Regions from separate parts of the Mus musculus genome. Here regions 1 and 2 are each linked to region 3. A link is a loop called in an ENCODE intact Hi-C map of the cell type or tissue named here. Cell type or tissue: heart. All regions are shown on one strand. Each heading gives the region's core, and the rest is flanking DNA. Links, peaks and the distances in the headings are about the cores only. Region 1 overlaps 4930556J02Rik (RIKEN cDNA 4930556J02 gene). Region 2 overlaps Sacs (sacsin). Region 3 holds the start of Kpna3 (karyopherin (importin) alpha 3).

Region 1 (8,170 bases), core at 1,651-6,650, 57 kb after region 3:
TGGTCCCTGGCTTAGAGCAGCAGAGAGGGAGTAGATGCAACTGTCTCTCAGGAGGAGAAAACGAAGTGAGGGTGGTGGAGTGGGGTTGAGGAAGTGAGAGAAGACAGATTGCCAGGAGGAAGAGGGGGCAGATGGTCTGCAGTGTAAGGGCAAAGATTCAGTCTGTTTGTGGCACAGAGCCGAGAGGTCAGCTGGAAAGTGAGGCTTGGGTCAGAACCACATCCTGCCACGGCTCCCAGCTGAGGCCTAAGATGGGCTCCTGTAGGAAAGCTGCACTGGCCTCTGTGGGACACAATAATAAAGACACGGATGTTCCCAATCTACCCCAAGGGGCTTTGAGAACAAGACAAACAAACAAACCCAACTGTTAGGATCTGCCCAGGACCTCTAAGACCAAGTTCTCAGCACATACCTTAAAGGATTTGCCCTGGAGGGGCAAAGGGCAGGGAAGAAGAGACAAACAGGAAATAGAAGATGAGAGAGAAGGGGACAGGGAGAGGGGGCAGGAGTATTTGTCCTAGAGGGACTGCCTTAGGATAGAGAGAAGACCCATGTGGTCCACAGGCAAATGGCAGTTTATAAAGGTAAAATGGGATTTAAATACTTCCAGAGTCAAATGAGCCACAGAGAGTCAGAGGCATCTTTTGTCCTCAATCAGCCAGTATTTGAGACAGTCTAAGAGCTCTTCCTGTCTCAAACTCCTTTCCCACTGGTGACAAGGCATATGAGAAATTCCAGCCCTTGGTAGGCTGAGATTACAAATTCTACGCAGCCGGATCCCAACCCCAACTCATTAAAAAATAAATAAATAAAAAATAAAATAAAATAAAATAAAAATACAAAAAAACCACCGACCAGGGAAAACTGCTTTTCCCCCATTGATAGCTGTCTGCTGGCTATAATCGACTGCTGCAGAAAGGCGAATTGCCCTCCCAAGCATTCTTCTCTCCAGTCCGACTTGAAATTTGCCAGATGAGATCTCGCCCTTAACTGGACCCTGTGTCCACAAAACCACAAGTACCTCTTGTGAAGTAATACTTTTCACAAAAGAAAACCCCAGCATTTTTCTCACACACCACACACGGGTGTTCCATAGCTACTCTCTCACAAGTCCCAGAGGGAGATCTCTGGCCTCATTTCCCCAATCAGGAGAACAATACTTAGGAGCCAGAGGGTTTATCCACAGGCACAGAGCTAGGGGACAGCAGGGACAGCCCCTGACTCGGTGTCATCTGCTGCTGATACTGTGGTCTCTGCTCCTGCAAGTGAAAGACTCCGAGAGGAGCCCCTCGCTCAGGCCTCAGGACAATAGCGGACACCCAAGAACTCACGACAGACCGAGCTTGTTGCAAACCACATGAGGCTTTATTCGGGAAAGCCAGAGCTCTGGGGACAACTCATATCCCACGCAGGGGTAGAGGAGTCGACCTCGAGAGGAAAGAGTTCCCAGTTTTTATAGGCCCTCAGGGGGGAAAGGAGAAGGGGGAGATTAGGGGATTTCCAGATCTAAACAATGTCTATTCTCAAGAAATGGGTATGGGAGGGGTACAAGGAAAGAGTCTAATGAAGGTGCAGCAATGGGCACACACCTGGTCAGAACATTGGCAGACACACAGGTTCAAGGAGTGGCCAGAGCATTGTGCACCTCTATTTTTCTAAATCAGTGAAGCTAGTTCTGCTAACACTGACGTCTATCTTGCCAATTTCAGGGCTTCTGTGTCCTTTTACATTCTGCCAGGATCTTTCACAAGCAACTGTGACAGACAAGGCTAGGATGCCCAGCTTAGAGTAAAGAGCTTAAGAACTGGGACAAGGACATGGAGACCTCTTGCCAAGCTAAGGACTGGCTCCAGCCAGTTAGACCAAGGCCTGAGAACTCTTCTCAGACATTTTTGCTCCTTCACAGTTTTATCTCCAAATACCTTTCAAGAGACCCTGAGCCTCCACAACACTAATATTTACTGAGCCTTTGGCGAGGGCCGTCTTCCCACAAGCTATGAGAATAGGTCCTGAAAAGACCTAAGAAGCAGGAAGCTCTGTCTGTCCCTTACCCTATACAACGGGAGCTCAGAGGCTAGCCCAGCCCTGGGGCTCTCCCCCAGAAGTCTCAGGAGAGTCTACTTGCACATGAACATCATTATGTCTGTAAACTTTGTTGCTGACGGGAGAGATAGTAGAGACATTCCAAGGCGATAGAACTGATGATCTTTGAGACAAGAGACCAGCAGAGCCAGAAAGTAGTGGGTGATTTTGATTTTACAAAGCAGAGGCTCAACACTTCTGCCCCGGGGCCCAGGACTGGGCCTGTTCAGAGGACCTGAGCCCTTGCCCCGTTAGAAGTGTTCTGATCCTTCTTCACAGAACCTCTTCACACAGCTGGGTGTGGTGACCCGTACCTGTCACCTTAGCACTTGGGAAGAAGAGGCAGGAAGATCATTGTGAGTTTGAGGCCAGCTCAGGCTACTTAGTGAGACCCTATTTCAGTACCCTCACCTCACCTCACCTCACCTCACCTCACCTCACCTCACCTCACCTCACCTCACCTCACCTCACCTCACCTCACAAAACAAAACAAAACCACCACCAGCAAAACTTGCCGCAAACCACATAAGTTCCCCAAAAGCATTGGCAGGCTCTGCATGAGCACGGTGCTCCTTAAAGCCTATTCCTTTTTGTTTGTTTGTTTGTTTGTTTGTTTGTTTTTTCGAGACAGGGTTTCTCTGTATAGCCCTGGCTGTCCTGGAACTCACTCTGTAGATCAGGCTGGCCACCAAAGCCTATTCCTGATAAGCACTGCCTGCTGCTCCCTGTGAGGGAAACTCTGCGGGGCTTTGGGTCTTGGTGGCAGCTTGGGGGTGGGGGGAGAGGGAGGTAGGTCTACCTCTCCACAGCACGACGTGAGGTTACCCTGACTCTGATGTGTTGGTGGGGTGTATGGGTGGAGGTAGGGAATGAGGAGGAGGAGGAAGAAGAGGAGGAGAAGGTGGAAAATGTTACTTGGCCTCCGAATACTAGCTAATTCAGTGACAGAAGCTCCGGTCTTGGAGGAAAACTTTTAACTCCTCAGCAAACAGGCAGACTTTGCCAGTGATGTGGTGGTTTGAATGAGAATGGCCTTCTTAGGCTCATCTATTTGAATGCTTGCTCCCCAGCTAGTGGTACTGTTTGCAAAGGAATAGGAAATGTGGCATTGTTGGGGGATGTGTGTCACTGAGGGGTGGGCTTTAGGTTTAAACAAACAAACAAACAAACAAACAAACCGGAAAAGCAGGGCAGTCCTAATGTTCTCTCTCTGCCTGAAACTCGGGAATCAGATGTGGGGTCCCGGCTACTGCTCCAGCACCCTGTCTGTCTGCCTCCAAGCTCCTGGCCTTGGTGGTCATAGACTAACTCTCTGAAATTGTTAGGAGTTCTCTCTAAGTAAATACTTTCTCCTATAAGTTGCCTTTGTCATGGTGTTTCCTCACAGCAATAGAGCACTACGTAAGACGTGTTGTCGATATGACTGGCATTTTTAATTTTAATTTTTTAAGGATTTTTTTTATTTTGCACGCATTAGTTTTTTTGCCTGCATGTATGTCTGTGTGAGGGTATCAGATCCCCTGGAACTAGATTAACTAACACGTGTGAGCTGCCACGACGGTGCTGGGCATTGAACCTGGGTGCTCTGGAAGAGCAGCCAGTGCTTTTAACTGCTGAGCCATCTCTCCAGCCCCTGAATTTTTATTTTTAATTGATATATAATTGAACAGTGTGGTTTTTTATTTTTATTTTTTTTATTTTTTTTTAATTTTCCATTTTTTATTAGGTATTTAGCTCATTTACATTTCCAATGCTATACCAAAAGTCCCCCATAGCCACCCACCCCCACTCCCCTACCCACCCACTCCCCCTTTTTGGCCCTAGCGTTCCCCTGTACTGGGGCAGTGTGGTTTTTTAAAGCTGCATTTATTTGTTGTGTGGATGTGGTGTGCCGGTGGCAGAGGAGGACTGATAGGAGCCTTTTTCCTTCCACTGTCAAGATTCTAAAGATACAACTCAGGTCGGCAGGTGGGCAGCAAGCCGCTTTTCTCTGAGCTGTCTTCCCAGCCTAGTACAATGTCGTAATAGCTGGATAAAAGCCTGCACTGGGCAGATCATGTTAGCATGCCCGTCACCTGAAACATTTGTCATATCTTTACGTTGGGAATATTGAAAGTCCTTTCTTGAGAGTTGGGGTAAACTATGGGTTTAGCATATACGAGGTCCTGGGATTACTTAATCAATAAAGTAGTTTTTCTAGGTCTTTAGGAGAACTGTGTCTGGCCCCGTAGGTGACCCGGTGAGGCTGCTCTGGCTTAGCTTGGACTAAAGCCGCTTGGTTGCTCAGCAGGCTGCACACTTTAGCTACCAGATGGTTAATTCCCTCTAGCTGTGTCTCTCTAGGCCAACTACTTAAAATGAGCCTGCATTTACTCCGTTGGGTAAGAAGAACAGGACTTAGAAGATACAGCCTTCTGCTCTAGAAACAGAGGGCGCAGAAACTGGAGGCAGTGACTATATTGCTTCACCCTACAGATAACAGTGCAGGCGCGGGCTGGGGCTAGCGCGCCCCCTAGAGGCCGGTCACGGGAACCGGCTGCTTCCTAGACCAGGCCTACTAGAAAGTTTCAGTGCACCGTAGGCTAGTGAACAGCTTGGAAAATGGGGCTACTTAGATCCTGTAAAGCCTTTGACATCCTTTGGGGGGGGGGGGCAGCGAAGATCCTGTCGCCATTCGCAGATCCTCAGGCTGCTGAACTGACCATCATTGGCTATCCTGAAAAAAAATAAAAAAAACTTATTTGTTTAGCCCACATTTCCTGAGTATCCAATCTACTGTGTGTAGGTCTCCACGAGGAGACTCTGAGAAACCCCTCACCCAGCTTTTGAAAGTGTTCTCACTCCTCATACTCTTACATGGCAACTATTTTATAGGCTGAATCTATCTCTCCAGCCCAACAGTGCTAGGTGTGGTGGTGCTTGACTTTAACCCCAGACATCGGAGGCAGGAGTATCTATGTGAGTTCAAGGCCATGCTGGTCTACATACAGAGGCTTCACCCAGGGCTACATAGTGAGACTCTGTTTCAAAAACAAAAACAAAACAAACAAAGACAACTCGTGGTTACAAGTTCCTCGTTTGGTGACCCGGAGTCAACATTAAAACTAGCAGTTTAGAAAAGTTGCTCTCAACACAGAAGTGGATGCTCACAGTCAGCTATTGGATGGATCACAGGGCCCCCAATGGAGGAGCTAGAGAAAGTACCCAAGGAGCTAAAGGGATCTGCAACCCTATAGGTGGAACAACATTATGAACTAACCAGTACCCCGGAGCTCTTGACTCTAGCTGCATATGTATCAAAAGATGGCCTGGTTGGCCATCACTGGAAAGAGAGGCCCATTGGACTTGCAAACTTTATATGCCCCAGTACAGGGGAACGCCAGAGCCAAAAAGTGGAAGTGGGTGGGTAATGGGGAGGATATGGGGGACTTTTGGGATAGCATTGGAAATGTAAATGAGGAAAATACCTAATTAAAAAAAGAAAAGAATCTCGTGGTGTAGTGGCCTCCACAACCCAGGAAGACATGTCTTCCTGTCATGTAGACCAAGGAAAGGAGACCACATCTGTCTTGAGTGCCACACCTGGATCCAGTTCTACACACTTCTTTTTTGTTTCAGGTTTCATTGTTGTTTTTTGAGACAGGCTTTCTCTATGTTGAGCCTTGCCAGGCCTGGAACTTGCTATATAGACCAAGCTGGCTTTACACTAACAGAGATCTGCCTCTGGCCCCACCCCCAGCTCTGGAATTAAAAGCATTGTACCACCACCCTGGACCCTTCCCCCCTTTTTTAAATTCTAGCATACCTGTTCTTACATTAGTCAGAATCAGAGAACTTAGGACAACACTCAGCAGAAAAAAAGTGTTTACAGAAGACAAATGGGGAAAGACCTGCATGGAAAGAAACAGCAGGGGTTGGGAGGAGTATGGCCAAGGAGATGCCTGGAAAAGATGCTCAGGGCAGAAGAGATGTCCTGGCATCCACTGGAGGGGAAGACTGTACAACCAGTACCAAGGGATGTGTAACTCACCATCAACTTACATAAGGCTACAGAGAGAGAGAGACCCTGTCTCAAAACAACAACAACAACAACAACAATAACACTCCAGCAAAACTGAACAGGGACATCAAACCAGCTCCACAACTGTACACTCGATGGTTGTGCTTGAGGTGATGATCAATCGTCTGATTATTTCTTCTCCTTATCCACAGACCTTGGGAGAAGAACACTGCTGTCAGCCTTCTTGGGTCGCATGCCTTGTAAGCAAGACACAGTGAGGTTCTGAGCCTACTTTTATGTGAGGCAGAAGGAACAGTGAGTTCGTGTCTTGGCTGACATCTGCCTTTGTTGCCTACCCGCCCATCTATGACCCTCCTAGAAAGACTAGAAGAATTCAAATTAAGAGAAATTCTTGAAGAAAAATTTCTGTTGTTATAGAACGGTGAGAGATCAGAAAGGCTGTAGAAGAAACAAGGAATAATCTGCTCCAGGACTATTCTCTGCTTGTTTATTTATTGGTTTATCTGGGGGGGGGGGTTGGATGCCACTGTGAGTGTGGGGAGGTCAGGGGTCAGATTGTTCCTTCCACCATGTGGGTCCTGTGGCTCCAGATTATGCTCTGAAGCTTGGTGACTGGCGCCTTCACCCAGGCTGGCCTCAAATTCACAACCAACCTCCCTACCTCAGTCTCCAAAGTACAGAGATTACCCGTGTGCCATGTGCCTGCATGCAAAGCGGGGGGAATTAAGATTCCAAAGGAGAAAATTCTGAAAGATTGAGAAGAGAAAGGGAAGAGGACAAAAAGAGCACAGAAGTCAGACCAATAGGAACTGATTCTTTGGTTTTTGGTTTTTTTTCTTCAAGACAGGGTTTCTCTGTGTAGCCCTGGCTGTCCTGGAACTCACTTTGTAGACCAGGCTGGCCTCGAACTCAGAAATCCGCCTGCCTCTGCTTCCCAAGTGCTGGGATTAAAGGCGTGCGCCACCATCGCCCGCCAGGAACTGATTCTTAACTGTAATTATTTATTCATTGTACACAGCACTGCCCCACGTGAGAGCACCTTCACACCTGCCTGTATTATACAGCGACTGTATTCCCCACTTGTCTTCTCTGCCCTCTTCCTCCCAATAGTGCCCACCCTGTGTCCTTTTGTTTTCCTTCTACTTCCGTGTCATATATGCATGTGATTTTATATACGGACATAAAATCTAAGAACTACAAACCAGAAGACACATTCCATACTTGAGTTCCTCAGAAGGGCTAGGATTCATGTAACAGGATGACCTCCAGGTGTACCCACTTGCCTGAAACAATGTAACTCCATTCTCCACATTCACTTTATATCAGTTCCTCTGTTGTGGGGCACCAGTTGGTTCCAGAGCCCAGCTGTTAGGCATGGTGCTGCAGTCAACACTGGCATGCAAGGAGACGGTACATGAAGTGCTAACTCTGAGATCTTTGGCCATGGCTGCACCATATAGGTTGGATTTTTGGGAACTTCCATGATTTCCACAATGGCTTGGCTGTTGCCTGAGGCCGTGTCTAAGGCTTCCTTTCTGTTTACATTTTATCAGCATCTGTCCTGCATTTCCTAATGACTGTCATGCTGACTGAATGAGAGGGGACCTCAAGGTACTTTATTTGCACATCTCTGATCATTCATGAGGTTGGACTTTTGTATGCATTCATGTGTGCACATATATTTGAGTATATGTGCACGCACATGTGTGGCTGTGTAGAGGTCAGAGGTTGATGTTGGGTTTCCTCTTTGCTCTATATCTATTTTCTGAGTCAATGTCTCTCTCTGAAACTGGAGACTACTTATTCAGATAGTTTGGCTGATGAGGGAACTGCCAGCATCTTCCTATCTCTGTGCAACCCCCAAGGCTGGATATGCAGGAACTCACCACCATGTCTGTTTTTTTTTTTTTTTTTTTTTTTTTTTTTTTTTTTACCGTGGGTTCTGAGAGTCTGAACTTGTGCTCTCGTGGCAGGCACTTTACCAGCTGATCCATTGTCACAGCTCCCAGGTTGTGTTGATTTAAGACAACAACTGATTCGGATTTTCAAAATATTAAAGACGAAATT
Region 2 (8,170 bases), core at 2,120-7,119, 270 kb before region 3:
CAAGATGTAGAGCTCTCAGCTCCTCCTGCTCCATGCCTGCGTGGACACTGCCATGTTCCCGCCTTGATAATGAACTGAATCTCTGAACCTGTAAGCCAGCCCCAATTACATGTTGTCCACATATAGTTGACCTGGCTATGGTGTCTCTTCATAGCAATGAAAACCCTAAGACAGGGAGGAAAGGGTCTATTTGGCTTACACTTCTGCATCACTGCTCATCCCCAAAGGAAGTCATTGGGAAGTTCATCCGCAACTGGAACTCAGGCAGAGCAGAAACCTGGAGGCAGGAGCTGATGCAGAGGCCATGGAGAGGTGCTGCTTGCTGGCTTGCTTTCCCTGGTTTGTTTGGCCTGCTTCCTTATAGAACCCAGGACCACAGCCCAGAAATAGCACCACCTACAATAGGCTGGGCCCTCCCCATCAATCACCAATCAAGAAAATACCTTATAGCCAGATCTTATGGAGGCATTTTCTCAATTAAGTTTCCCTCTTTCAAGCTAATCCCAGTTTGTGTGTCAGCTGGCACAAGACTAGCCAGCACAGGGAGGGTTAGGAGGTGTGGCTTGTTGGAAAAAGTGTGTCACTGGGGGGTAGGTAGGCTTTGAGGTTTTAAAAGCCTGTGCCAGACTTTAGTCTCTCTCTGTGCCCCACTCTTACCATGCTCCAAGCCCTCCTACCTCCTGCTTGTGGGTCAGATGTGGGCACTCAGCTACCTGTGCCATGCCTACTTGCTGCCTTGCTCCCCTCCATGATGTTCCTCCTCTTCGCCCTCTCTTTTCCTCCCCACTTCCTCCTCTTCCCCCTTTCATCCTCCTCTCCCTTCCTTCTCACTTTCCTCCTCCTCTCCCTCCCACAGCCCCCCTTTCCTTCATCATCCTTCTCTTCCTTCCCTGTTTCTCCCTTCCTTGTTCTCTTCTCTTTCATTACCTCTTATCCTTTCTTCCTCCTTTCTTCATTCTCTCCTCCCCTTCCCCATCCATTCTCTTCTTTCCTCTCTATCCCTCTTTTCTTCTGCATTTTCTTTGCTATTTCCACCCTTTCTCCCCTCCATTTAAGCCCCCTTCTTCCCCCTTTCCCCCTCCTTTCTCTCTCACCCTGTTCCTCTTCCCTCCTTATCCTCTTTTCCTTTTCTCTTCCCTTCCTCTTCCTTTATCTTTCCTTCCTCCTCCTCCTTCTCCCTCCTTCTGTACTTCCTCATATCCCCTCACTTTATCCTTTCTTTCTTTCTTTCTTTCTTTCTTTCTTTCTTTCTTTCTTTCTTTCTTTCTTTCTTTCTTTCTCTTTCTTCCTTTCTTCCTTTCTCATCTCTTCTTCCTGTTTCTTACAATGTGAATGTGAAAGCAGATGTCATATATGTTGACTCCGGGTCCCTTTCTTCAATGCATGGAGCTATGTAAGCTCCACTTCATTTTCTTCAAGCCTCTAATTAACATTTGCTCTGAGGGTGGAACACTTCCTTCATTGTGGATGGCCTTTAAATGGTGTGTCCTGCTACCTGACTTTACAGGGAGGGATCGTCTATCCCTCATCTACTTGCTTATTGTTTCTCTCCCTTCTTTGTAATGTAAGCATAAAATCAGCAGCTTTATTTACTTTTATTGCTTGTTACAATGCATATTTCCATGATCCCCACTAGTGCCATCTCTCCTGCCTGGGAGGAGCTTGCAGGGTGGAGCCAGGCCTGCCTTTATTGTTTCCAAGCTGCGCGATTTTCAACTTGTGAAAATCACTTTTCCCTTCAGATTCATAAAGATCTTCACTAAAGATGGAGTGCCCCTCAGTAGAATATGCATTGCCCATGTCCATGTGTGTGCATAGGTGAGTGTAGAGGCTGCAAGCTTATGTGGCTTGTTTTCATCCTTTATTTCTTCATATATTTTGAGAAAAGGTCTCTGCACTGAACATGGAGACCACTTATTGGCTAGACTGGCTGGCCGGTAACCTCAGAGATCTGTCTAGTTCCACTCCTTCCCAATTACAGACACCAGGCTCAGCTTTTTATATGCAAGGGTGGGGAATCTTAATTCAGATTCTCGAATACATGGCAAGCATTTTACCCACTGACCCATCTTCCCAGCCCCGGATTCCTAGTTCTCTGGACTCATCTATTTATTGATGGCTTCTGTCAAAATAGTCATGCCATTTATCTTTGCAAGGTGTGGTGGCACATACCTTTAATGCCAGTACTCAGGGGGAAGAGGCAAAGGGGTCTCTATGAATTCAAAGCCATCTAGGTTTATGTAGTGAATTCTAGGCCAGCCAGGGATACATGGTGAGACTCTGTCTCAAACAAACAAACAAAAATAATAAGTCCCTTGTGCATACAAAAAGTAGACCAACTCCCCCCCCCCCAACACACACACTGATAGACTAATGACTATCCTGTTGCTATTTTGCTACTTTGTCCTAGTCATCTGCTAGCTGTTCAAGTTTACCTTTGCAGTCTTTTGAATCTTATTGCTGCCTGCCAGTCAATATGTAACAGGAAATGTATCATTGTGATATGACATGTGGTCACTGCCCTGCTGCCTGCCTTTCATGTCTCTGGCTCCAAACCTTGACAGCTGTTCTTATCAACTTCTTTAGAGTTTCTGTGCTACCTAAAAATATTGAACAAGAAAGGGGAAAAACAGCTGAATACATGACCATGTAGCCTATCCTAGCACTTAAGGAGGCAGAGGCAGAAAAATCCTGACACTTCAGAACCGCCTTGTGCTTTGTCTCAGCAAACAAAATGGAGAACATATTTTAATACGGTGGTACACATAGGATAAGATTTACCTTCAGAGTCCTTTTGAATCGTGCAGTTCCATGGCATCACAGTCATGATATTGTGCAACCACCAGCAAGTACATGTCCAGAACTCTAGCTGGTAAAATTGCAACCAGGCCTACCCAAACAGTTGCTTAGGATACGTTGTCTCACTCTTTGGGTGTCCTTGTCATTCAGGGGTGTATCCAGTTGGGATACAGTAGCTTCAGTAGATTTTATGACTATTATCTGAAGAAGCTAGTGACTCCTCGGCCTAGGATGCCACTAGCTCTGGCATCTCTCCTGAGTTCTGATCTGCATTTCCCATGAGTAATGACATTGTGTGATGTATCCCAAAGGCATTCTGCTCTAGAGGTTCAAAGCTGCCTCTGATCAGCCTCCTTGTGGGCTGACTCTGCTTCTCTTGTGGCATGCCTGATGGCTGAGGTCAGTCCTTCCTGTCAGGGCTTCCACTCCATGCCTAGGTTCTATTGTTACAACATCCTGCTTGGTGCCCAGAGAAAGATCTTATAGGAAGACAGAGGAAGAGGGATGCATTCTGAACTCTGAAGACATTTAACCTGAAGATTTGTCTTGGGGTCTGGGTGGTACATGTCACATTACAGGTGCTAGGCATGGTGTTTGGGAGGGGCTTGGAATGGGGGGAATCTCACTTGATAGACAAAATCAATATTTTTTCCTATTTGTTGATATCCCAATGCATTCACTTGTATAGGCTTATCTAATTTAAAAATCAAGTATTTGTCTATCGGGGTTTCTAGGCAGGATCGTTATACTGAGTTTCAGTATTTTTCTCTAATTGATGAAACTGACCCGTTCCAACAGCGAAAGGAAAGCTTGACTAACATTATGGTCTTCTAAGGAGCTCTCGGGGTAGTTTTTACTCCTAATGATGAATCCTGACTATATGGAAGGGAGCCAAGAGAAGTGGTAATTAATATCATTTTAAAAGGGTTAACTCTAAAATGGAGTTTTTAGTACATGAGAATATTTCAAATAACAATCAGGCGTTTACTATTACACCAAGTAGCTTTTGCGTGGCTGTAATAGATGAGGGGTTTGGTTTTTCTATTTTCATCAGGATCTGTGAGAAGTTAAGTGGAAGGAGGTACCTGGGTGTAGCATGTGGGGTTGTGCGGCTGCTTAGTATAGTTGGGTTAGGTTAGGGCCAGGCTGCTCTTCAGCAGTCACTTCTGAGTGGAGGGCTCGGGAGAGGTGTGGCCTGGAGAGAGCCACTGGAGCTGCTCCTTAGTGAATAGACTGGGAGAGAAGGGGTGGCAAAAGCCGGTCCCAAGCATCCTTGCAATCGAAGGGCGCTCCTGGGAGGGGCGTGGCTTGGAGACCGGCGCAGGGCGGTCCTTAGCTGCACGGGGGAACGGGGCGGGGTCGAGGCGGGACGTGAGTCTCCTCAGAACAACCGCAGTGTGCGGGGTGTGTCAGAGGAAGGCGTGGCCTAAGAAGGGGGCGGGTCCGTCCTTTGCCATCCACGAGAGGGGCGGAGCCGAGGCGGGGCCTGAGGCTCCTCCAAGAACAGTAGCGGCCCTTAGGGCGCGTCTAAGAAGGCGTGGCTACGCGGAAGGGCTGCTCCGCAGATAACGGTCCCAGGGCTGCGCATGCCTGCGGGCGACGCCTACATGGCCCTTTGCAGCCCCGAGCGCGCGGCGCGCTAGGGCTCGCTCCTCCTCCGCAGCGGCGCCTTCCTCTGCCCTTCTGCGGGCTGCGGCAGAGCGCTGCGGCGGTACAGGCCTCTGCCATGAGGATCCCCGCCTCAGGGCCAGTGGCGGACCTCTCGGAGCGGCAGGGCTGGGCGTGAGGAGGAGGCCTGGGGAGCCCGCCATGGGGGACAGGTGACGAGACCCCGGGCGGGAGGGTGGTGCCGCCCGGCCGCGCGCGAACCCAGCTGACCGTCCGTCCCTTTGCCTGTCGCAGGTGGGTCCGCGTGACCGTGCTCCGCGGCTGCGTGGGCTGCAGGACCGTGGCGGTGCCGGCGACCGCTACCGGGCGGGACCTCAAGGAGCGCATCTTCGCTGAGACCAGCTTTCCGGTGGCGGAGCAGCGACTGTGGCGCGGAGACAGGGAGGTAGGTCAGCGCCAGGCCTGCCTTCTTAGATGGGCGCAGTCGCCTACTGGCGGCAGGAAATTCACCGGCTCCTGTCTGTCACGGAAGACTGATGCTCAGATGAGTCAATAGAGCTTTGTAAAGAGTTGGAGCAGAATGGCTGGAGCGTGGTTGTGGGTTGTAGGTTTTGGTTTGTTTTTGTTTTGTTTTGTTTTTTGACTTTTTTTTTCTTTTGCACTTACAATTTCCACATTTGTGAATCTTAACTGCCTAAAACGAAGACACGTATTTTGATGGGCATTGTGAACCAGGGAGTTTTTAAAATTCACAGACATCACCATTGATAGAACGGGACCATCATTTATATTTTTCAGTTTCTAAGTTTAACAAGAATGGTGTTTTTAAAATAGCCAATTCTGGAGCCCTTCCCACTCTCTTTGTGGTCCTGGGACTGAGACCTATGGCTTTGCATGTGCTAAGCAAATTCTCTACACTAATTTCTTTGAATCACAGAAATTTACAACTGAAAAGGGTCTTCAGACATAACTTAATCCCCAAAATGTTATTTTGAGGAGAAAACCTGAAACTTCTGAAGTGCTAATGAACGGCTTAGTCTACCAATACTTAGGAAAATGAGAACATTTTTACATGTTCAATTGTATTCTTAAATGATGGGGCAGACGCTACAGTTTTCTTGAAAGGGAAGCTTAAGCTTTATTGGGAATGATCCTGTTCTCTAATTTTAGTATCTTTCCTTTCTTATGTGATAAACATCATCGTTTCCAGGCCTTAAAAAGTCAAATAAAATCACAGGAGTTACTTGAGTGTCATGGATGGCGTTTCTAGTTGGGTTTCCATACTGCTTAATTCAGAGCCCTCCAGGGTGGTCCTGGCTTTTTATCCACTGGGTAGCTTTTCTGGTTTCCTGCACATTAGACAGATCTCTGGTGACCTGCTCTCAGGCACCTCTACAGACGGGTCATTTCTTATCATATTCCCCAGGGGTGTTTGCTGACTCGAAGACATTGGCTTGCCCCAGGAGTTGAGGCAGACCTGCAGAGGAACACACTGTTATTGCTTTCTTTGTCTGTGACACCTTCATTCTTACCCGCCTTTATGGGTTTGCTCTTCTGTGTCTATTCCCACTTTACTCCTGGGTCTACTTTGTTGTCGTGTTCCCTAAATGCATATGGTAACATGACTCAGTTGTAGCTCTTGACACTGGAATAGTTTCTTACAGGTGCCTGTGCAGGACTCAGATTTGGGGTGGTTGAAGTGGTCATATTGTTTGGATTGGGTGGTTGGGAGGTGAAAGAGATCCAGGCCCATCACTGATCTGGTCTGAGGTCATGAGACTATGGCTGTGAAGGTGAAATTGAAAGCATGGGGACGTGAGAAGGCTCAGTGCTGTGCCAGCCTGGCAATTGAACTTAATGCTGGAGCCCACGTGACAGTGGAAGGAGAAAGCCTTCTCTAAGACTTGTTCTCTGACCTTCACAGGTGTGCCCTCATCATATACCCATAACACAGTATGCACACCACACACACACACAACCACACAACCACACACACATATCAGACACAATACACACATACACCACACATATACATACATACATAACACACACACATAACCACACACATACACACACCAGATATACACATACACATACCATGCACACACCACACATATGCACGCATATCAGATACAACACACATATACATATACACAATCCACACACACTACACACATACCATACATACACACCACACATGCACAGACACCACACACATACACACACCACACACACATACACACACCACACACACATATCAGACACAACACACACATATACATACAAACACATACCACACATACTACAAACATACCATACATACACACCATGCATGCACACACATACCACACACCACACACACACCACACATACCACACACACACACACCACCACCACCAACAACAACAGCACCAACACCAACACCACAAACTACAAATAAGCAAATGAAGGGATATACAGGGCACTTTGTAAAGGACAGAATTGTGGCAGTTGGTGCCACATGGACCTAAAGGAAGGAGCGAGGAAGTAAACTAAGGCAGAAGGCTTTATAGGCATGTTTGCAAGCCTGGAACCAGACCAGGAGAGCAAGGGTTTCTTAGCAGATGACAGAGGCAGCTCATTCTGGAACAAGTGTGGCAGTCAGTTTGCTTTTAGATGTGGTTCAGCTGATGGTGAGACACAGAAGGAATTAGGAAAATGCATATAACGGAGAAGTGGGTGACCCAGATCCTGCTTGCCACCACCATGTACATGTAACTGGGGCCAAATTCATGTGTCAGAATTGCTTTCCCATTTGAAAGTCTGGTCACTGCTAAGGTCTGTGACTGTAAGGACTGAAAGTCAGCTCACAACTGCAGATGGATTCAGAAAGAGAGGTCAGGGCTAGAGATAGGTCGTGGCTGATGCTTAGCAGTTCTCCCTTTCTGTATCTGGGGAGTGTGTGGGAAGAGCATCACTGAGCTCCTGGGCCCTGTTCTATGATCTCCACACCCTGCTGAGCTTCAGCCGCTGTGCTCTGTGGCCTCTTCACCTACCACCTCATTTAATGCTCTGAAGAAACAGGGTGTCGGCATTCTCTTCTCAGGCGGACTTTCCCCTCTTTACCTCTCAGTCCCTGCTGCTTAGGACTTTCTAGATTGACATTATTAAATTCTGAATAGTTTAGTGTGAGAGGCAGATGATAATAGATAGTAGATGGAGATTTAGCTTTTCTCTTTTAATTCATCACAAGTGTGTCATGTCCCTCCCCGACCCCCCAGATTTTGACTCTTGAGCATCTCCCTGTGTCATTGATATTTTTTAAAAAAAAAAAGAGGTGTTGGGTGATCTGCTGAACAGTTATATTATCATACTGTTTAATAGAGTCACTGTTTGGTAGTAATTGAAATGCCTATCTCCGAGGTTTGTAAGGGAGAATGAGGCTGGCTGGCGAGACGAAGCTTCTAATGATTTGATACTCGTTTTCAAAACATTGAGACGGGCACTTTGAATAGAAGGTACATTGCATCTGGGGGGAATAGGTGCATTTTCTTTCCTTGGTTGCAGTATCCAGAAGAGAAGGGAAGAGAGCCTATACAAACCCCCAAATCTTGGCACACTCCATAAGAGCTAGTGCTGCTGAGGATGTCTTACAGCCAGCTTGCTTTTTAGGCATCTCACTGCCCTGTGATAGATAGCAACAGAGATTATAGTCTACCAGATTGTTAAGTGTTTGACCTCAGTTAATACACTTATTTTAGGTATTAGTTTCTTGTAGTTGATT
Region 3 (8,170 bases), core at 1,242-6,241:
AAAATCAGTCCCATTTCTTCTTCACTTGTCTTTCTAGGTTGGCTATAAAAATCCGGTTCCCTTACCCAAGCTTCAATCACTATCAATGATAATTTAGCTCCTCCACTCCTACCTGTGCATGCAGGCTCACTTTATCATCTGTGAACTTTACACACAAAAAAAAAAAAAAAAAAAAAAAAATGAGGAAGGAAGGAGGATTAAGAGGACGAGCAAAAGAGATGAGAAGAGTCATTAAGTCAAGTTATAACCATTATGTCCAGTCTTAATTTTTGGGAAAATCCCTTCTTACAGACAACACTTCTTGCAACACTATCCAACCAGGCCAACTCCATACATTCTGTCTTTACCCTTTTCCATGGTTTACTCAGAACACCATCTCACTCTTTGCTCTGAATACATTTCTTAGATACCCCTACTAAGCAAAACCTTCCGAGACACTTTGCCGCAGCATACATATTCTCAGACCGACAGAGGCCATCTAGAAGACTCAGATTCACCCCTCACGTAATCATGCCTCTGTCGCACCTGTGACTGTATTTCTGTCCATCTCAAGTTTGATGCATACTTCCTGTAAGATCCACTGCTTCATTCTGTACTCAAAGCCCTCATATGAAGTTACTCTTAACAGAACATCTTAGTGGTCTCTCTCTCTCTCTGCAACCCTCATTCTACTCACAGCCTTCAGGAGAATGCTGCCTTATTTTCCTTGTAGCAGTCACTTGGCAAATGAATGCTCATATGTGACCAGCACATTACAGAAATATGGCAATTCTGTATCAAAGTATTTTTTTCTCTTGTAAAGGACAGTGCCACATTTAACTCATAAGGATTAAATGAGGCATCAAACTCTTGGTATAGCAAACCAATATTTAGTTCTTTGTGTCTGCCACAAAGAATGACCATTTGAATGCCTATTTCATGTCCTAGTTGTACTGACTTGGAAATGAAATGCTGTCAATAAAATCAAACAGAATGGCTTGGCAACTCTACTGTCTTTTTCCTGTATTCACAAGCCACTTGTTACCTTCTACTAAGCAGCAACTATCTGCTGTGGGTCTATTACATGCAGAAGTTCTTATAGGTATCAGTAAACAAACAGGACACAATACTCAAGTGAATCATGACAAAAACTTACACCAACATTCAGGAAGGGAAGAATATACAAGCAATACCGGTATCCACATAAACTATTCAAGTTTTTGCTTACAGTAATAAAAGCCTCAAGAAAAATTACTGGTGGGCCAGGGTGTGGTGGCCCATGCCTGTAATCCCAGCACTTGGGAGATCAAGGCAGGATTTATTCTCTGTGCTTAACCAGCCTGCCATGCAGTAAGGCCCTGTCTCAAAAAGAAAACAAACAAAAGGCAAGAGAGATGAGACTACACACACACACAGAAAAATTACTGGTAAAAAGAGATCAAAACTAAGTCTTATCAAAAAAAAAAAAAAAAAAAAGACTGATGGCTGTTCCATTTGCTAGGTTTCACTTTTGTTTGGAAGTAATTTTCAAAAAGAAACTTACACGTGATCAGGACAGAGATGGAAGGCCTATAGTCTCACTCAAGTGGGAATTCCACAGATATTCCCCCAGGTTTTTTCCAATTCACACTTAACTGTGTAGCCCTGAAAAATGGCCCAGCTTCCTCTGCTTCTTAGCCAAACCAAACCCTGTATTTACTAACTAGCCTCTTACCAAAAACTATTGGACTATACAAATCATATTCCCTACTATTAGAATAGAGAAAAGGGGATGGGCTTAAAACTATTTCCCCCATCAAATCCAGAGGTTGGGTCCCAGTGAAGTTTGTGCTATTACACTTCATTGGTTTTAGTAGGAGCAGTGAGACCTCTAGCGCTACCTCAATAAGCAGAGTTTGCAAATAGTAGCTGCTAATGTCACCTTAATGAGACAATGGCAACATGCTGAGTAGCAGCAAACTGAGTGACCACAATGAATGTTTACAGTTTTGCAACCACTTGGAAAATCTACTAGCTTGGTGGCATGTGGTATATACAAGGACGTAGGAATCTTATGTATCCAATTTATTTCTGCAAAACAGGTGAAAGAAATTATTTTCCTATTATTCACACTTCGACTCCAAGACGAGCTTTAAAAAAACAAAAAACAAAACACAACAAACAAACAAAAAAAAAAACCCAAGATCAGAGGTCTGCACAACCTCCTTCCCAAAGCTTCAACACAATAGATGGTAAACTATTGTCCACCTTTAGCTCGCTCTAAATGCCAGCAGTCACAGGGGTATGAGCTGCAACAGCTCGGGAAGACTGGTCCAAAGGACCGCACTGGAATATAAGAAAATGGTCTTGGCGCATCCTACCCTCCCCCATCCACCACCCTCAAACAAGTCAGTTACCCGGCTGGTCCCCACCCCCCTCTGAGGGCTGCCACCGCCCGCCTGGGCCCGGCTCGCACAAGGTAAGCGCGGGGACCGAGGCTCCATGTGCGGCAGCGCGGGAGGCTGCACCGGCTGCGGACACGAGCGGCGGCGCGGCCCGGCCCCGGCGGTGCGGGTGGCACGCGGGCCGGCAGCATCCCGGTCCGTCCTCCCGCGCGGCCCGCGGACCCCGCCTCGGCTCCACATCCCTTCCCCTCCGACGCCAGGCCGCGCCCGCGCAGCGGGGCCGAGCGCTCAGTGGTCCCAGGTGCCGCGCTAGTCGCTCAGAGGGCGGCTGCTGCCCGGGCCGCGGCGCCCCGAGGCGGCGGCCAACTCCGACTGACCGCCAGCCGGCGAGAGCCAGCGGCCGCGGCCCCCGCCCCTCCCCTCCCAGCCGCCCGGCCCGGCCGGCCCCGGAGCACACTCGCCTCCACATCGCGGCCCTTGTTCTTGAAGCTCTTGATGCGGTGGTTCTCCAAGCCGGGGTTCTCGGCCATGGCTGCGCGCGGCTCCGGAGGCGTCTGCTCCTGCGGCGGCGGCGGCGAGTCGAGCGGGAGGGGACGAAGGGGGAGGAGCGCGCGCTCCGTGACGCCTGGAGCGCGAGGTGGCCGCGGCGCGGGGGCGGCGCTGAGGAGAGGCGCGCGCCGGAGAAGGCCAGGGCGCTGGCCTGCCGGCTGTCGCGGTGACCCTGCCCTCACCCCTTCGTAGGGCCTCCCCACAGCCGCTAGTCATGTGCTAGAAATGGAGCCCGACCTAGTCGCTTTTACCGCCACCGCTGAAGCGGGGCGGAGGGCGGAAACTACAGTTCCCAGCATGCCAGGCGCGGGTCTGAGCCACGCCGTGAGAGGACGAGAAGCATGCCGGGAGGGCTGTGCGCGCGCTTTCGGCTCGGCGCTCTCTGAGCGCGGGCTCGAAGCCCCACCTCTGGGCGGGGTGGTGGGCGGGGAAACTCTGGAGATGGCACCTTGCGGCCTATCGGGAGAGAGAGGCGGAGCTTCGGGGGCGCACCTTGCTCCCTACAGCTTGGAAAATTAGAAAAAGAACGGCCACGCGTGCTTTGCGCTTTTGGCTTCTTTAGGGTCTCCTCAAATAGCAGCCACCCTCAAACCCTGTTCTTTTGCTCTGCTTCGGTTTTATAAATAGCACGCTTGTTTCCACTCCACAAATACATGTGAGTGTGATGTGTGTGTTTATGCTTGCTTCTTGCACCTCTATTAAACTCAATGAGAACAGAGACATTGTTGGTCTCAAAAATCTGTCAGATCAAAACAGTAACTAGTAAATTCTCATTAAAAAAGAAAATGTGTTCTAGTATCCCCTGATTTCTCCAAGCATCCTTGTGCAGCCTTCACTTTGGCAGCCCTACCTTTCTATGACCCCATGCCTTAGTCCACCTTAACACACAATGTAACCTTCAGGCAGTTAATCAGACCCTAGGGCTGCAGACTCCAGACTGCCATCTCCCTTTAGCTTCTCATTGGAACAATAACAGGTTTTGGTTGATTTGGGTTGGTTGGTTGTTTTGTTTTTTGTTTTGCTTTTGTTTTTACAGCAGGTGGACTTTATTTGATTATTATCTGAGACTATTACATTTCAGAATTGTCTTAATTAGGGTTTCTATTGCTGTAAAGAGACACCATGATCATGGCAACTCTTATAAAGGAAAACATTTCATTGGAGCTGGTTTACAGTTCAGAGGTTCAGTCTATTATCATCATGGCAGGAAGCTTGGAGGTATGCAGGCAGACAGTGCTAGAGAAGGAGCTGCGAGTTCTACATCTTGGTCCGCAGGCAGCAGAAAGGGACTGTGCCCCAGGAGGGACCTAGCTTGAGCATAGGAGACCCAATGCCCACCCCATAGTGTCATATTTCCTCCTAATACTGCCACTCCCTATGGGCCAAGCAATCAAACACATGAGGCTAGGAGGCCATTCCTATTCAAACCACCACAAGAATCTTCTGCCAATATAAGCTTATGTGAAGTGTTATGCTACATACGATCAAAATAAGCCAGGTCAGAGTTTGGTAGAAATATACCATAAAGAACTCAGTTAAGACAATCTTCAGAAGAAGAGGAACCTGAAAGTCAAGAGCTGGCAGCTGAAAGACCAAGCTATCACCCAAATGTGTTTTGTGAGTGGCTGGTTATGGTCAATTGATAAGTACAGAAAAGGATTTAGACCATGTTTGCCCTACTGGAGTATGGTCTACTAATGCCAGAAGTGTTTTCTCGGGGAAAAAAAAAAACGAAAACAAAAAAAAAAAAACATAAACCTGCATTTTAGTCTCCGTATTTTATTTTATTTTTTGTTTGTTTGTTTGTTTGTTTTAACTATTTTAATTGTACTCCTTACCCACTTCAACCCCACCACACCACACCCCCTTTTCCTTTCTTTTTCTTTCATTCTTAAAATAAAATTCGTCCACATTTTTCACTGGACTTCAAGCCCTCAGTGATTCTGGTCTGACCACTCATTTGAAGGAGACAAAACAAAACAAAAAAGTACATAAAAAACCTCACCTGTCACTTGGCATAAGGATAATGGCTCAGTGTTCAGTGGTGGAACTTTTTGTTTGCCACTCTTAATTGCCTTGCTTGACTAAAAGAAAAATGTTCGCTGTTGCTCCACTTCGATTATAATTTGGCAGGTATTCCTTTGTTGGCTCACCTGATCCTCTCTGCCACTTCTCTTAGCATAGCATCACACAAGTAGGACCTTTCAGCGAGTGCTTCCTAAGTTCAAGACATCCCACTAATGCTAGAATTCCCAGGTAAACAGAACAGCATGGATGCTGCCTCCATCCCACTTCTTTCCCAAAAGAAACTAGTGATAAAGACGAGTAATGAGTCCAAAAGGGTGGCAGGCTTGAGAAAGAATCTCAGGGCTTATGCAAGATGACCTTTCTGACATGCCAACTGTGCAGGCTTCTAATGTTTGTGAGTCCCCAAGCAAGATAGCAAACGAAAGTCATGTTGAAGTACTTAAAATCTATGGAACAAGCTAACAAACTTGAATAAAAATGTGACTCCAGACGGACAAATGTACCTCCTTGTAAAGGGTTTAAATTTAAGTTTCCTGACTTCTTAAAGTTCTGTTTCAGAATGCCACCGTGTAGACCTGGATTCTGGCCCAGTCAGCAGCCTGAGAACAATGTCCCCTGTGGGCATTTAATCTTCACTGTCAACTAGCCTGGACTTAGAACACCTAGAAAATCCGTAAGGCACACCTCTGAGTGTGTCTGTGAGGATCTGTACAGAGAAGGGAAGACACATCTTGAACTGAAGATGGCATCTCACTGTCTGGGAGTCCCAGGAGGGAAAGGGGCAGAAGAGCAGCCGCCTAGCTCCTGTGTTTCCCAGTTTCTCTGCTTCCCATGTCTGCTTCTGTTTTATTTCATTAAGAACACATTTGTATAGCTATTTCTGCGCTGATTGGATTAAATGGATTTTTTAAAGAGAGGAAGAGGAAGAAGAGGGGGGGAGCAAGAGAGGGGGAGAGGGAGAGAGAGAGAGAGAGAGAGAGAGAGAGAGAGAGAAAGCAGGGTTAGGTGTTGGAGTCCTTGCAGAGAGAGTAAGAGGGGAGAGGTGGAGGTTGCTACAATAAAGATACATTGTTTGTATGTGTGAACTTGTTAAAGAAGATATAAAGAAAAGGTATTCTTTTTAAAACTTTTTTTTTTTTTTTTTTTTTTTTTTGGTTTTTCAAGACAGGGTTTCTCTGTATAGCCCTGGCTGACCTGGAACTTACTCTGTAGACCAGGCTAGCCTCTAACTCAGAAATCCACCTGCCTCTGCCTCCCAAGAGCTGGGATTAAAGGCGTGCACCACCACGCCAGGCTCTTTTTTAAACTTTTGAGATTCAAATTAGACCTGAACTTTATCTTCAGACCCTCAGTACTCTGCAGACCCTACTGGACGGAACACACTAAGTTTAAAATGTCATACAAATTGGGCATAGTGGTACAGGTCTGCAATTTTAGCTTTTTGGTTGTGGAGACCGGAGGATAATGAGTCTGGAGTCAGGCTAAGAATAATAATGAGTTAATTAAAATTGAATGATAATTTAATATCTACATATTTTTATTTCTTCTATCAGAGAAAAATGAATTGTCTCAGAGAGACAAGATTCCAAGCTTACGCCCATTAATTGACCCTGAAGATTCTTGATTCCCAAATCATTCCTGACATTTAATTCTGGAACATGTTTGGCAATGTCTGTACTCACACAAGAGGGAATCTGTCAGCTGTCTAGATTTGATTCTTCAGAGCACTGAGGCAAAACTCATGCCACTGTCCCCCAGTTCAGCTCAGAAATAAAACCCATGTAAGTTCTACTTCAACTTAGGCATTCCTTCAGATCAGCATCAAAAGCTGAGGCGGGGGGGGGGGGGGGAGCATTGTGGAGCAAGTGTTCAATGAGCAGCCCCGGAAGAAGAGTGCACTCTAGTTAGGAATGCCAGCAGCCAGCGGCACAAGAAGGGCAGATCCTTTAATCAACCCCTATGACAGCCTCCGCCCTCAAACAAGCAGGGCAAGTGCTGAGTGACCTAAAGCTCCTGCTATGAAGCTCACAGAGCGACTAAAGTCACTCATCGGTGGCCTGCCATCCCCCGAGGGATGACGCGGCTACTCTTTTTGTGCATTTTCATATTCAAGTCGACAGGATTTTCTCCCCAAACCCAGGACACAAAACTGTTGTGGAAGAAAGGAAAGATCAAGAGAGCAGCAAGAGGACATATGCCATCCAGGTTAGTTTTTATTGCTAGTTTGCCATACCTAGAGTCACCTGAGATGAAGATACCGTGATTGAAGAATTGTCTCCCTAGTGCTGAGATTAAAATTGTGCCACCATGCGGAGCTTCAAGGATTTTCTTATACCATCAAAGACAATGTCTTGGTTAGGGTTACTTTTGCTGTGATGAAACACCATAACCAAAGCAAGCTGGCGAGGAAAAGGATTATTCGTGCGTGCTTCCATATTGCAATCCATCATTGAAGGATGCCAGGACAAGAACTCAAACAGGACAAGAACCCAGAGGCAGGAGGGCATGCAGGGGAGCTGCTTACTTGCTTGCTTGCTCCTCATGGCTTGCTCTTGCTTGCTCCTCATGGCTTGCTCCTTTTTTTTTTTTTTTTTTTTTTTTTTTTGCTTGCTCCATTTCTTATAGAACCCAGGACCACCAGGCCGGGGATCCTACCCACAATGGGCCGGGCTCTCCCCATCAATCTCTAATTAAGAAAATGCCTTATAGCTGGATTTATTTATTTATTTTCCAAAACAGGGTTTTGCTGGCCTCAAACTCAGAAATCTGCCTGCCTCTGCCTCCCACAAAGGCGTGGTCCACCACTGCAGTTCCTTCCTTTCAGATAATTCTAGCTTGTGTCAAGTTAACAAAAAAACTAACCAGTACACCTGATCTCTAGCCTGTTGGTTCTTACCCTTAGAGTTGTCCCTCATGGGCACAAGAAGATTCCCATAGGTATAAGCCTTAGGTCCACGTATCTAAAAGGAGGAAGAGGAACATGTCTCCTTCTCCCCCTCCCCAACATTAGAAAGAAAAACCTTTCCCAGAAACATTGCAAAAGGTGTACATATAAACTCATCAACTGGGGTTAGGTTACACACTCATAGAATAATAGTTAATAATGATAATAATAACTACTAATAATAATGGTGTTTTCAGTTCTAGATGGAGAAGTAGGTTCCAGCCACAAGGATGGAAGCTGAGGACAGACCAGCGGCTGGGAAGGGAATCATTAGATGCTTTTGCAT

What was found. Hi-C counts contacts between places; a loop is a spot of excess contacts. Peaks named below come from ENCODE experiments on the same cell type or tissue, not always from the same donor. Only the 100,000 strongest peaks of a DNase experiment are listed, where the experiment ranks them.
Region 1: a loop joins it to region 3, with 4 times the contacts of the local background. A loop is called at or near these places in 11 of 42 quality-filtered maps.
Region 2: a loop joins it to region 3, with 2.4 times the contacts of the local background. A loop is called at or near these places in 4 of 42 quality-filtered maps.

What each region holds. Positions count from the first base shown.
Region 1 is chr14:61,493,809-61,501,978 of GRCm38, forward strand. 4930556J02Rik (RIKEN cDNA 4930556J02 gene) reads left to right here. Exons shown (of 3, transcript NR_045714.1): 3 at 6,295-6,574. Among named protein-coding and RNA genes, the nearest start is that of 4930556J02Rik, 5.2 kb to the left of the region's middle. In heart, for the core only: a CTCF peak has its summit at 4,588 (motif pointing left); a DNase peak (open chromatin) is centred at 4,593.
Region 2 is chr14:61,168,597-61,176,766 of GRCm38, forward strand. It overlaps Sacs (sacsin), which reads left to right. Exons shown (of 10, transcript NM_015788.2): 3 at 4,702-4,852. Among named protein-coding and RNA genes, the nearest start is that of Sacs, 34 kb to the left of the region's middle. In heart, for the core only: a CTCF peak has its summit at 4,893; DNase peaks (open chromatin) are centred at 3,185 and 4,245; H3K4me3 peaks cover 1,981 bases; H3K27ac peaks cover 1,395 bases.
Region 3 is chr14:61,436,899-61,445,068 of GRCm38, forward strand. Kpna3 (karyopherin (importin) alpha 3) reads right to left here and starts at 3,049. Exons shown (of 17, transcript NM_008466.5): 1 at 2,825-3,049. The coding sequence starts at 2,893. In heart, for the core only: a CTCF peak has its summit at 1,866; a DNase peak (open chromatin) is centred at 3,173; H3K4me3 peaks cover 2,460 bases; H3K27ac peaks cover 1,513 bases.